2 separate regions of the Homo sapiens genome follow, and region 1 is linked to region 2. The links are chromatin loops, found by intact Hi-C in ENCODE. Cell type or tissue: PC-3. All regions are shown on one strand. Links, peaks and the distances in the headings refer to the core of each region. The heading gives the core; the rest is flanking DNA. Region 1 overlaps LOC107984195 (a long non-coding RNA gene). Region 2 has its middle 52 kb from the start of LINC00702.

The links. A loop is a pair of places that touch in the nucleus more often than their neighbours do. Peaks named below come from ENCODE experiments on the same cell type or tissue, not always from the same donor. Only the 100,000 strongest peaks of a DNase experiment are listed, where the experiment ranks them.
Region 1: it touches region 2 in a loop (12-fold over the local background); 1 of 110 quality-filtered maps calls a loop at or near these places.

Annotation. Positions count from the first base shown.
Region 1 is chr10:4,057,396-4,061,798 of GRCh38, reverse strand. All of the region lies in intron 4 of LOC107984195 (a long non-coding RNA gene), which reads right to left. Among named protein-coding and RNA genes, the nearest start is that of MIR6078, 68 kb to the right of the region's middle. In PC-3, for the core only: no CTCF peak of the experiment used is centred there; no DNase peak of the experiment used is centred there; H3K27ac peaks cover 949 bases.
Region 2 is chr10:4,189,510-4,193,912 of GRCh38, reverse strand. No RefSeq gene overlaps it. Among named protein-coding and RNA genes, the nearest start is that of LINC00702, 52 kb to the left of the region's middle. In PC-3, for the core only: no CTCF peak of the experiment used is centred there; a DNase peak (open chromatin) is centred at 2,302; H3K27ac peaks cover 3,507 bases.

The sequences.
Region 1 (4,403 bases), core at 170-4,169, 130 kb after region 2:
TGGAAGACTGGAGGAACGTCTAAACTTAGCACATCGTGGTGTAGGCAAGATTATGCAAGCACAAGGAGATAGTCCAAGCAAATGTTCTGAAATGAATTCATATCTTCAAGATCAGAGTCTAGACTTATTTGCCCAGACGCTCAGCACTTCCCTGCTCTTGTTTTTGAAAATTGTGGTCCTTGGCACCCAGTTAGTTTGTCCTATCTTCATAGATTCTGGGAGGGGGCCAGACACCAGCGTGACTGTCTATGCACACTGCGTGCTGGACTGTCATGTGTGAGGGCGTGTTGTGGGTGTGCCTGCACATGCCTGCATGTGTGAGTGCTCCTTCTTCAGGAAGTATTTTTACCTCATTGCACATTCCCCTTCCTGCATAAAATGAACTCCTTCCATTTCTTAACCAAAATGATTCTTGCCCATCAATCAGGATTCTGTTTAAATGTCATTTTCTTAAAGGTCTTAAAGGGTATCCTCAGATCACTGGAACCCAAGTAGGAATTTGGATAAATTATCTCATGTCCCAGTTCTTTTCCTTAACACATTTTTGCCATAATATATACCCTTGAATTTTTAATTGTTTAATGCCTGTCTCTCACTAGTCTACCAAATTACTGAGGATGGAGACCCTATCTGTTTCTTTATTGTTGTATACTTAACATATAACAAAGTGCTTAACACCTAGAAGCCAGGTAATTAATAAACAGTCAGATAAATACATGAGCAACTGAATAATAAAGATAACTCCATATAGTTATATGTGGAAATATATATATATTATATATACACTGTTGTGATTATCGTTATTACTTTTGTCATCACTGTTCTAATTTGGGGTTCAGTTTTTATTAATTATTTATAAAATTTAGTAATTTCTAGATTTACCATAATATAAATTAATTATTACTATCTAATACAAAATTACTGTTTACCAGCAAATTCTCACAAATAATTATTATAGTAACAAGAAACTATTACTATAACTAAATTATTACAAATTATTATTATAGTCTATGAATCCAACAGGAAACAGCAGCTCTTATTTTGAATAGGTAAGGTTTCTAAGCTGGAGGGATCAGGTCTTCCTTATCCAGCTTAATTTCTAGTCCTTCCATGACATTTTTCCAGATAATATGCCGGGACACCCTTAGCATTCCATCAAGTTTTGGGTAAGAATATTTTCCATCTCTGGCCAGCTTGATTTGCCGAGCTGTGCTAGATGTCAGCAGCTGCACTGGACATTAGCTGAGGGTAAATAATGAACATGCATCAGCTTCCAACTCTGTGCCAGCCTGTGCCACATCTTTGGCCCTGGGTAAGGTTAGCCTAAGTGATGCCAGCCAAACACCCTCTGCAGGCTCCTTCCCATCTTCTTGGTTCCCCTTCTTCCCCGATGCACGCCCCCCACCCCCCAAAAAAGTCTGTCACTCCTGCTGCTCAGCCTAAGGCAAGCTATACACAATTGTTGATGCACGAAAGAAGATATGCTGGACACACAAAATGAAACAAACAGAAACTCAAGGCCATCGACGCTAAAGCAACCCTTCTGGCTGGTGTTTGGAGACCAACACAAACTTTCTGGAGCATATGTCAGCATTTAAGATGGGAAAAAAATGGAAATCAAAAGAGTCCCTTTCCCCTGTTCCTGTCTCGCCACTCCCAAACCGTCGTTACTCTGGTCCCTTCAGGTGAAATTTAGGGTTGGTGGAAGGAGGGTGGTGCCCTGGGCCAGGTGGTCAAGAGTAGCATCACAGCTAGTTAAACTCAGGGCAACAGGAAGGAGACTAGACATTAACGACTGAGGTGTAGCTTCCTCTTGGCGGACGTTCCACATTACCACTGACTTTGTGCATCCCTGCTCATCTAAGCTGTGGTTAGATGTCATCTAACTTGTGGTTCTCAACTTTGGCTACCCGTCAGTCACCTGGGGAGCTTTGAAAACTCCTGGAAGAAAAGACCCCGGAGGCACCTCAGGCCAATTGGATCAGAATCCCTTGGGCTTCCAGATGGCTCCGATGCACCATTACAGCTAAAATGCTTGAAAAGGGTCACAAGGCGTTCAGGTGTTAAATCAGACACAGAACAGAAGAAGCAACTGCTCTGTTTAAAAATAAGAGCCACCTATAATGAATGCTATTTTTAAGAGGTTTTATACAAGCAAAATAAAGCATACAGCCAACGCCACTTTCTTTCTTTTTTTTTTTTTTTTTAAACACAGAGTCTTGCTCTGTGGCCCAGCCTGGAGTACAGTGGCACGATCTTGGCTCACTGCAACTTCTGCTTCCTGGGTTCAAGAAATTCACCTGCCTCAGTCTCCTGAGTAACTGGGATTACAGGCATGAGCCACCACACCTGGCTAATTTTTGTGTTTTTAGTAGAGACAGGGCTTCACCATGTTGCCCAGGCTGGTCTTGAACTCCTGACCTTGAGTGATCTGCCCACCTCGGCCTCCCAAGGTGCTGGGATTATAGGCGTTAGCCACCACACCCAGCTTCTTTTACTCTTACAATAAATTTTGCTTTGTTAGAGTGAAAATAACATCAACTGTGTTACTCTGTATGAAAATGTTCTTTTTCCCTGTTTGGTTTTACAGCATCTCCATTCCTACAGCTATAATTTTATATGATGCCTTGCTGGTATTTGCAGAGCAAAAATATTATATATTATATGTAGTTCCTTCTGCCAAAAGGTATAGAAAGTTTTGTAAAACTATGGAAGAGGAAAGAGCATTAGGTTTATTTTTAACTCATAAAAATTTTATTTGCTTTTTTTTTTCCCCTTTACACGGGTTGCTGTTACTTTAAGAGTCTACTGGCATTTAACTGGCAATAAAAAGGGCAAAACAAACTGTTCCTTCCTTTAGATTGTGCAATTTTATTGCGCTGTTTTAGAGGGACCAAATATGCCTTTAAAAGAAATGCATGTTTAACCACCTTCTTTGTGTAAAGCAGTAGGTCTGTGAGTTGACAAACCCCAAGGGTAAGGTAGTGGTTCTGTGTGTGCCTGATGTTTTTCAGGGATACTTAGAAACAATCTGAAGCTGAGTGGCATGGATGGCACTGGCTCCGCATGCAACCAAATCAAAGACGACTGAGTTTAGCTTGAGCCCAATCATGTCTATACTCAAAGTAAACGCAAAGGCGTCTGGAAGACCACGGTGATATACTATGGCTCTAACCAGAGGAATCAGCATAGAATTATATGTTTACACTAAATTGGGAAGCCATTGACCAGAATAAACGTTTCACACTTAATCGATGACACATTTTTGATCATATAGGCAACGCTATCCAATACCAACAGTGGGTTCTATCTTGCCTTTGGTGATGCTGTGCTTTCTGTTTTCATAGCTTTCTACACATGTTCACATAGATCGAAAAAACGGCAGCGTAATGAGTCAATAGCAAAATGGTCACTGGCGTTTCAAAATATTACTCAGGCAGAAAATAATATGTGGATTTCATAGCAGTACGTATATTTAAAAATAAAAGTTGGAGAATTTGGAGGAAAAGAAGAATTTTTTTGAAAATATGTTTTGCCTCCAAGGGAAATAGAGCAATAACCTCCACTATCAGATAGCTTTTTATTTGTTTTTCCTCTTTCCTCATGGCTCTGTTATTTTCTGTGGTCATAGCAGCAATCAGAAATGAAAAGATTATTATTTGCTATGGGTGGGTGCAAAAGTAATTCAAGTCTTTTTTCTCTAATGTGGCTTTATTACCACTTTCATCAAAAATGTTATAATAACAGTATTTAATTTTGATGGACTATTTCCTGCACACTAGATACTTTGCTAAGTACATTATCCACACTGTTTTATTTAATACATTAGGAAGTATTTATCTTATTGTACCATTTTGCCATTATGAGTCATAGACAACTCAAGAAACATCCCGATGTCACACAGCTAGAAAGTGTGAAGCAAGCCCATTCTATTAAATATTCCCTAATAAAATGCTGAACTCTATTTTTCCTTGTTTTGCTAATATTTACTTTTGAAACTTTATTAGTAAGTGTATGTAAGCTTAGTTATATTTTCCTTGAGAAAATTGAAACATTTGTGTTATATAATGATCCTCTCTCTTTATCTTTAGTAGTGGTTTCTGCCTTTTAAGTCTCTTTTGCCTAATAATAAGAGCATTAAATCAGCTTTCCTTTGTTTGTCTGTGTGTACACGCATATGTGTACAATTGTGTGTATTTACATAACATTTATATATGTATATCAGTTTATAACAGTGATAGATATAGATAATCAGTTTACAAGAAGAAAAATTCTTTTAACTGCCAAATTTTCTAAATTCTTGTAATTTGGATGTGTCTCTCGTAAATAGCATTTAGCTAGATATTTTTTAATCCAGTATGAAAATATTTGCTTTTCAACCAGAATGTTGAGTCGATTCCCAT
Region 2 (4,403 bases), core at 185-4,184:
TGCAGTGAGCTATGATGGCACCACTGCACTCCAGCCTGGGTGAGAGAGTGAGACACTGTCACTCTCAGATTTTCTGACATAAGAGATGAGAATATGGGGAATGAGAAAGAGAAAACTTATGATCCACCCTTAGGTTTGGGGCTGAGCAACTGGATGGATGATTGCAATTTTTACTTACATATGAAAAAGAATGTTGGGGGAGCAGACTCATGAGGGGTGCAGCGAAGTGGCGGTGGGGCAGAATCACAAATTCTGTTCAAGACCTTTTTATAAACAAAAGGGCCAGCAAATAACTAAGGGAGGTGTTGAGTAGGCAGAAACCATAATGCTTGTTTGGAAATTCAGATTGGTTCCAATGCAACTGGTATAATAAGAAATAATTTGAGCATAACAGAAATTCTCAAATGTCATGTTTGCTTATGTCTATTAGGAATATTAGATCAATGCGGAAAGCTACCCAGATGTACCAGGCCATGAAGGAACACACAAACGCACCCACGCATTCAACTTAAATTTCTCCCTCATGTCCTGAGCTCACCTTTCTACATCTGGGGTTAGGACATACCTTCCTGTATCAAATACGCCCTGCCACCACTTCATAACCCTCAGGACACCCACTTCCAAACAGAAACACGAGGGCTTTTTCAAAATAAACTGTCAGACTTATTGTAGTTATGTCTTCTCAGCCACTTAGCCCATGCAAAACTGTGCTGAAGTCCTCAATCATTTTCTAACTTTTTCACTTGTCACTGATGAATTTTTGAGCATTGGGTCTCGCCCCATTTTCCCTGTAAGTCCTGCGATTTTGACTGCCTGATTTTACTCAAAGTGATGATCTTATTTCAGAACTCACTGTAAAAGTTCCTGGTGCTGTAGTGAAAAGGCAGGGTGAGAGATGGGAATTTGGGAGTCTTGGATACCAGGGTTAGAGGACGTCATCTGTGGAGCACCTTCACGTATGATCACAGAGTGTGATTTCTCAGGAGCTGGCTTCCTCCTCTAGGAGCACTGGGTCCTGGTCCCCATCTCCACATCTCACCTTCTAGCACAGGGCCTGGCTGCTGGAGCTGCTTGGTGATTTCCTCAGCGAACTATTCCTGGAACAATATATGTCATTCTTCAAAATCCTAATCGCTGTGAATAAAATGGTGTTCGTTGCAACTTTGACTGAGTCTGAACCGAGTTGTACGCAGGCATTAAGTCCATTTTATTCTTAAAATATGTGTGCAAATGTTGGCTCCAGTTTTCGTTTGTTTGTTTTGGGTGTGCATGTTTTGTTTCATTTTGGAGGCTCTGTAAAGTTCTCCAGATTGTGTCCTGCTGACCCCCCCGAATAATGCAGCAGGTGTGGCCCACCCCATGGCCCTCTCAAGGGCCTTCATGACAGCTCATGCCTGAGCTGTGGCCCATGGCGTCCACGGACCCACAGGAAACTTACATATCTTTTTTACTCCAGTTGTCCCATTCCGGGCCCCATGGGCATCATACCCACATTCCCCCCAAGTCCCCAGAGCATTAGCCCCTATATCAGTGGGGGTTCAGCTGGTGTGGAGGGCACTGTGGCTTGGGCAGGAAAAGTGAGGCAGAAAAGATAGTGGCTTCTTTAGAATAATGTTCTCTTTCTCCCTCTGTAGCCATCTTTATAGATGGGAGGATAGGGGATTTGCTCAATTGGTTTTGTTAAAATCACTCCTTTTAGAAACATGTGAAATAAAATGGCTGGCACAGCAGTGAGAAAGTTTGAAATCCTAGAAGATGAAGCTTTAGGGCTTTTGTCATAGCTGTGGGCAGAACAAGCGCCCTACCCATTCATGTCAGAGCTGGTGAAGTGGGGCAGGGAGGGACGTGGGTAGGGCCTTTCCTTACCGCCCTTAAAAACCCCTCCATGTCCCTGCTAATCAGCTGCTTTGTCCCAGAAAGATTCTTTTCTTTGCGCTTTCCTTAAACATGCTACTTTCTCTGAGTTATGAAATGGGTAAATGCCAGTAAATAAATGCTACCTCTTTGTGTCTCATAATCCACTTCCTAAAACTGCCCACCATTGCTACCTCCAAGACCCTTCCCTGAACTGGCCCAGCAAACATTTTATGACTGGCTCTCAAGCAGACCCACTTGTGTCCAAAATCCTTAGCAAATGGGCCAAGCTGGCTGCCTTCCTGCTTTGGGTACGTAAAATTCAATGTGTGTAAATAATCACACTCCCAACCATTCACTTGGGGAAAGTTATTGTATTTCCCATGCTGTTGAAAACCCAGCGTGTCAAAGTCATGCTTCATAGCATCACCCCGGGCAGATATATCATCGTCTCACTCCAGTAAAACCTCTTTATGGGTGATAGATTTTATTTGTGGGTTTATGACAAATATCTGAAACATCAGGTATTCATGTTGTAATCACCTTTTACGGGCTTTAGTTTTCTCCCATGGTCAAAAAGAACACGCACACCGTTGCCTACGATTTAGAAAGGCTGAGACTTGGGTACTCATTCCCCTGCCTTGGGCAGGTTGCTCAATTTCCCCATGTTGCATCTTTATAAAACCTACCTTGCACAAAGGTGATGATAATTAATTGGGCATTAATTCTAGTGTTCTTTGAAGATTTAAAAGTGCTCTTTGTGGCTATCACTTCAACAGCTTTATGACTTTGGGTCTTTTTTCCTGGGTTTTACTGATTTTTTTTTTAATTAATACATTAACATTAACTCCTAAATGAGAATGTTCTTCTGGCATTTTTTCAGTTTTGAAGAGTAACTTTTCAGGTTTGGCAAAAGAAACTGACATAAAAACATGCCAGGATTTGCATTAGTGAGATTTACTATATTTCTTTGTTCTTAATGCTAGAGGGTGAGAAACCTGCCATGCACACAGACAGGCTTGAAATATATTCTGCAGATAGTTCGTTCTAAGAAATGCTGAGTGAATGGTACATGTGATTGGGACACCATTATACGCTGGCACAACCTGGGTTGTGGGGGAATTGGTTCGTTTCCATAGGGAGGAAGTGAGGACTGTCCTGGCAGCTACTGAAGGAGGAAACGGTCACTGAGGAGAGAGATGTTCATGCTGTGGACTGTCTTTCTGTACAGGGATGAGGTCAGGCATCTGAAGCCAAAAACCCAGAGACCCATGGGTCCTCCTTTGGACGTGTAGGCCAACGTGTAGGGCCCACCAGACACGGTCATAAATGCCTCTGGGTTTCTTGAAAGCAGACACTCTGGAAACAGGAACTGCATTTCTCTACCACACACTCAGCATTGGGATAAACGAGTCCCGCAGATAAGGCAGAGAGGTTTCTAGAAATTGTCAAAATGGCCCTGGAATCTAGTTCTATGTATGCACCTGCTGTGTAATCTTGAGCACATTTTATGAGTTGTCTCATCAGCTGCATCCTTATCAATTGAACAACAACAACAACAAAAACATGATCTCTTCTGAGAACGGAATGCATTGAAATTTCAAATTATGTATTATTAAGTAGGGGTAGGTATAAAGTTAATTTTTTTTAGTTGAACCATCTTATGGTGAAAAATGAATGCTTGTGCACTGTTGATGGGAGTCTAAATTCATCTAACCATTGTGGAAAACAGTATGGCGATGCTTCGAAGACCTACCATTTGAACCAGTATTCCCATTGCTAGGTATATACCCAAAGGCAAATAAATCATTCTACCATAAAGACACATGCACACATATGTTCACTGTAGCATTATTCACAGTATCAAAGACATAGAATCAACCTAAATGCCCATCAGTGATAGACTGGATAAAGAAAATGTGGTACATATACACCATGGAATATTATGCAGCCATAAATAAAAGAATGAGATCATGTCCTCTGCTGGAACATAGATGGAGCTGGAGGCTATTATTCTTAACAACCTAATGCAGAAACAGAAAATCAAATACTTCATGTCCTTGCTTATAAATGGGAGCTAAATGATGAGAACACATGGGGACAAAGAAGGGAACAACAGAAACTTGGGCCTATCAGAAGGTGGAAGGTGAGAGAAGGGATAGGATCAGAGAAAATAACTAATGGGTACTCAGCCTAAATACCTGGATGATAAAATAATCTGTACAACAAATCCCCATGACACAAGTTTATCTATATAACAAATCGGCACATGTACCCCTGAACTTAAAATAAAAGTTAAAAATAAAAAGTTGAACCATCTAACGTAAGAAGGTATATTTAAAAGGCATACACACTGCACGAAGGTAAGCTAAACATTAAATTAGATTTAGATGTGGCACAAAATACATTACCTTGGGAAAATAACTACACACTTGGATGCAACGCAGTGGCCTTTTCCCTCAGCACGTTCACCGTATCAGCTTACAAGCTTCCTGACTCCATTCCAGAAACAGCAAGCGTCCACCCAGCCAATGATGCTCTCCATTCTG